2 separate regions of the Homo sapiens genome follow, and region 2 is linked to region 1. Evidence: chromatin loops called from intact Hi-C (ENCODE). Cell type or tissue: ascending aorta. All regions are shown on one strand.

Evidence for each region. A loop is a pair of places that touch in the nucleus more often than their neighbours do. Peaks named below come from ENCODE experiments on the same cell type or tissue, not always from the same donor. Only the 100,000 strongest peaks of a DNase experiment are listed, where the experiment ranks them.
Region 2: a loop joins it to region 1, with 2.2 times the contacts of the local background. A loop is called at or near these places in 27 of 110 quality-filtered maps.

The regions. Positions count from the first base shown.
Region 1 is chr13:44,217,992-44,220,491 of GRCh38, reverse strand. No RefSeq gene overlaps it. Among named protein-coding and RNA genes, the nearest start is that of MIR8079, 23 kb to the right of the region's middle. In ascending aorta, no CTCF peak of the experiment used is centred here; DNase peaks (open chromatin) are centred at 629 and 1,411; H3K27ac peaks cover 2,131 bases.
Region 2 is chr13:44,299,680-44,302,179 of GRCh38, reverse strand. No RefSeq gene overlaps it. Among named protein-coding and RNA genes, the nearest start is that of SERP2, 73 kb to the left of the region's middle. RefSeq lists an enhancer at 609-798. In ascending aorta, no CTCF peak of the experiment used is centred here; a DNase peak (open chromatin) is centred at 979; H3K27ac peaks cover 1,820 bases.

The DNA.
Region 1 (2,500 bases):
ATAAAGTCTTAAGAAGGGGAATGACTTGCTCATATTTATACATTTCCAAGTTTATTCAGGCTATGTGTGGATGAGTCAGGGAAATCCAGTCAGAGATAAAGGCAGAAATCATGACTTCAATGAGAGCGGTTGCCTGTGAGGATGACAGGAGAGAGATTTTGGAATAGGATCAAGTGAAACAGTTTATATACAAGCACTTGGCATGCAGTAGGTCATTGATAATAGTGCCTATGACTAATGTTTGGGCATTTGGTACCATTTAGCAGGTTGGCATTGCAGAAGCTTCCTACAGGCCACAGAACCTGATTGCTTCAATGTCTCAGGGGTCCAAGGTTTGATATTTGTTAAATCGATGTTTTTCTTTGAGATGAAACTAGGCAAGGTAAACCTGGCCAACGGGCTCCTGGGGGAACTGCACAGGCTGCTGCAGTCTGGCTGGGCCCCGACCACTCAGTTACCAACTCCATGAATTAGATATAAATGTAACAACAGCACAGGCCAGGCCACGGGCATTCTCAGAGCTGTGCAGGGTTTTATTCATTCGCTTCAGACGTTCCCTTGCCTCAGCTCCAGCCAAATCACAACCCACTGACTACACTAGCTGCTACATTTGCCATCTTTTCTGCCTGGCTTTGATCTCTTCTGGGAATCACCCGACCGGTCACCAACACCCTTGAGAGATGACCACACTGTCCTGTTTGTGGCTCTTGTTCACAGTAAATGAGATTGCTATGGATTATCCAACGTAGACTTATTCATTTCCTGGTAGCAGTTTTTAGGGCTTTTGAAAAAACTAAAAGAAGTCAGCAGTGATGTAACATGCAGAGAACAGTGAGGACTGTTAACATGTGATGGTTTTTCTGTGAAGTGGAGGGGTGGTGGTTGGGGGCCTTTTGGTAATGGAAGGACCGTTTGCCCTTTCTAGAAGCTGAGAAGGAATTCAGGGAGGCAGAATAGGGAGGGCGGTATGCTAGTGGTGCCAACTCTCCTGTCCAGGTCGGGAGCTGCCCAGTAAGGCCTTAGGGTTCGCAGGGAGGTGTCTGCCTGTCCTCTCTGGGACCCTGAGATGTATGCTAGAGCTGGTGGTCTTTATCCTTATGCAGAGCACACTTGCTGTGTTTGATAAATGGCTTTGAAGTGAGGATGATGCCTCTTTTGTCTATTCCCAATCAAATGCATCCTCTGGTGGCCACCTCCTTGGCTCTCATCTTTACGGTCCCTTTCAAGGCTTCCAAAGCCCACTGCAATGGCAGCAGAAGTCAAGAACTGCCAAAGCCTCCCTCTCAACTGCCCCCTTCAAACCTCCCTTCTCTTTCTTTCCTCGGCTTCTCTTGGCTTCCCACGCTGGCTGTCCACGTTGCCTAACCCCGGTTGGACCGGCAGCTGTGTCCCAGGCTGTTTACCTTGGCTCTGACACTGAGTGCCTTTAGAGTGCTGCTTTCTGAAACTGTCCTTCATGGGTTTGTAAGGAAACTTGGGCAAAGGGCCCTGGCCCTCTGCTTGCCCGGGGTGTGGCAGTTGGATTCAGGCAGGCCCACGGGGCCCTCCAATTTCCACTTATCTGTTAGGAGAAGAAGGAAACAACAGTGCTGAGAAGGAGCTGGAGCAGGAGAGAGTTAAGGAGCTTGCTAGTGAGCTCCCAGGTGCTCCATGAGGCCAGAGTAACAGACATGGCTCAAGTTCCATTCCAGGCAGGGCTTACTTAATGAGTGAAAGGACATATCCAAAGGGTGCTGCTGATTCGTGCATTTTGGTATCTATCTGGAGGCCTTCCTTCGGTACTGTGCTACAGGTTCTGACATAGCCAATGTTTACCAATTAACTGGATTAACAGCTTTGGGAATACGTTAAATAAATACTGACACAATGCAAAGCTGGGAGTGGAGATAAGTACACTCATAAACTCAGGATTTAGAGCAACTTCAAGAGGCTGAACAATGAACATAACATTCAGGGAAGAATGAGAAATGTTAATGAGAAGGGTGAATGGTTTTTCTCTTAGCTACAAAGTGCAAGAGAGAGGAGATGTGGGATGTTCTCATGAATTAGAAGAGCCTTTACGATTTTAGTTGACAATAAGGTAAAGGGCCTAATGCACTTGATCTGGCATCTCAAATTTCACATACCCAAAACTGAACATGTCAAATTCTTACCTTCCCTGTCAGTCCCAGTTTCTGTTGATTACAGCAGTTAGCCTCCCAGGATTATTTATTATATGATTGCATTCTGTGATCAACTATTTAATAAGCATATATACGGTATATAATCCTATAGAATATTTTAACGATCATTTGATCATTCATTCATTCATTTTTTTTTTTTGAGATGGAGTCTCACTCTGTCACACAGACTGGAGCGCAGTGGCACAATCTCAGCTCACTGCAACCTCTGACTCCTGGGTTCAAGTGATTCTCTTGCCTCCACCTCCCGAGTAGCTGGGACTACAGGCATGTGCCACCACACCTGGCTAATTTCTGTATTTTTAGTTGAGATGGGGTTT
Region 2 (2,500 bases), 82 kb before region 1:
CCTGAGATTCTCTTTCGCCAACTGTACAGTGGGAATAATGACCCTTTTAACATACGGTTATGTAAAAATGCCTCAGCTGAGCAGATATACAAAGCAGCAAGCAAAGTGTGACATGGAGGCTTGTATCATGGACCAAGTGAGGAATCACTAAAGCCTGAAATACAGTGATTGTCTACTGATATGTCTTTCTAAAATCTGATGTTTCACACCTATGCTCCAAGTCCTCTGTTTTTTCTCAATTGCCCAATGAATTAAGTCTGGACCCTTTAACCTGACCACATGCCTTCATATCTCACCCCAACCCACGGTGTCAGCCTCATACCTGCCCCATTTGCTCCCGTGTAACCTGTGGCCCAAACTCAGCAAAGTTTTCAGGGGTCTTCAAGCTTCCACATCTTTGCGGCTGCTGTTCCCTCTGTCTTGAACACCGTTCCTTTCCTCTCTCACCTGAACTTTCCAACACAGCTGTTAAAGTACAACTCAGAGGTCACTCTCTACAAAGTCTTCCTTGACTGCCTCTGACAAAATTAATGATCCCTTCTTTGTGTTCCCACAGCCTTTGGTACAAACCTTATTTAGCATTTGACTACATTATTTTAATGATTTGTTTTCATATCTGCCCTCCTTCAACTGTGGCTGAGTCATCTTGGTATTCCCCAATGGCCCAACGCAGATGTTTGCGAAATAAATGGGTGCATTTCCTGTCTCATTTTTCATCACTCTCTTGTCCTCCTGTATAAGAGATATGCCAATAGACTAGGTGGAGCGATCCTAGATCAGAAAACAGTACTTATAAGTATCTTAAAAGCCCCATTGAAAAGATATTTAAAACTCCCAGAAAAAGACTCCTCTCAGATCCCACATGGCAAAGCATATTGAAGTGAGTGGTGGCAGACAGGTGAATAGCATACCCTTCACCCTCAGAGAGGCTGTGAATATTAGTCACCCATGCAATGCTGCCAGGAATCCCTCTGGGGCTGGCCCAAGTCACAGAACATGTGTGGATTGTTTTCTAAGCTGTGCTGTGTTAAAATAGCAACTCCCGGTTTGCCTCAGGTGTAGAGTTTAGGTTCATGGTTCACTGGATATTTTAGGAAAATAGGAGTGAACATTCCAATCGCTTCTCTCCCCACTCGTAGTGTGTGAGGTTGTTTGTTCACATGGCTCAGACTCCGCAGAGAGCAGATTGCTGATAATGGCCATCCCGTCTCCTGGCCCTCTCCCAGAAGAACCATATTTAAGCTCTCAGTTGATGTGAATGCCCGGAAAACATTACTCTCCAGGGTAAGCTCAGGGGTGGTGTTGAGGGGCTTTGGAATCCCCGATAGAGCCAGAGCCCTGGGCCTACATTAGAGAAGAGGCTAATTTAGCTGTTTTCTGGGAGGCCATAGGTCTAACCAGATTGTAAGAATGAATAAATGAATTAACAGAGGAATCCTTCCCCTAAACTTGAAAAAAGAATTTGAAACCCTACTGTAGATTTAACCATTAATTCTCCCCTCTCATCGGTCTTCCCCAGTCTCTCCTCCAAAGATTCACCCCCTTGCTTTTGAGCACTGACTTGTTGAATGCTCTTCACTGAAGATCATTTGACCAGACTAACCTTCAGTGGCAGACAGTAAAAAAGGCCATCAGTGACCAACTCCAGGTATGGAGGCTGGACGGCTCTCTAATGAACTCCGGCTAATGCAGAAGAGAAAACACTTTAAAAACCAAAACAGGTGAAGGTCAAGGAATGATGATAGAGTAGAAAATGCCTTCATTCCTTTCATTCAAGAAAATGGCATGCAGGTGGTTGTCACTGGGTGGATCCAGTGGGCATATGTGCCAGAAATGGCATTGATGGGATGGAACTGGAGGCTGGGGACATGTTGGTGAAGTGGTGAGGTAGTGACAGGGAGGAGGGTTTGCAGAGTTCCTGCTGATTCTTATGAAAGCTCCAACAAGGGTGAAGAAAATGGATCATAATCATAGAAAACGGCTACTCCAACTCCACGTGGTTAAGTAATGGACAGGGGAGTGTCTGGGAGTGAGGGCAACGCTACCTCGTATCTACCTGGACAGGCATGGATGACATTTACTTGTCAGAATCTTCAGGTGCTAAAGAGTATACGTTCTATGAAAACAAGTGTGCTTAGAAATGCGAATGCAATTAAATTACAGGATTCAATTAACAAATACTATGTGGGATGGTGAAAGATATTGTAGGATTGCAGAGCTGTGGTTTGAGGTGCGATACCCCACAGAGAGTGTGCAGCCACCACCTGGCAGTGAGGTGAGTCTGCTGAGACAGGCTTCTCTTGATTGCCTCTCAAGGTGCTCAGAGGCTCCTGCCATCTTGGAGCGTTTGTCATTGTGATTCCAAGATAGGAATTTGCAAAGTTCTGTTTACTGGCTGTACCCAGGGATGGAGGTGGAGGTTCAGAGGGCATAGTCTTGGCCACACCACCATATTATGGGGCCAAATCAAACACCCAAATAATAGAGTGCAGGGAGTCAC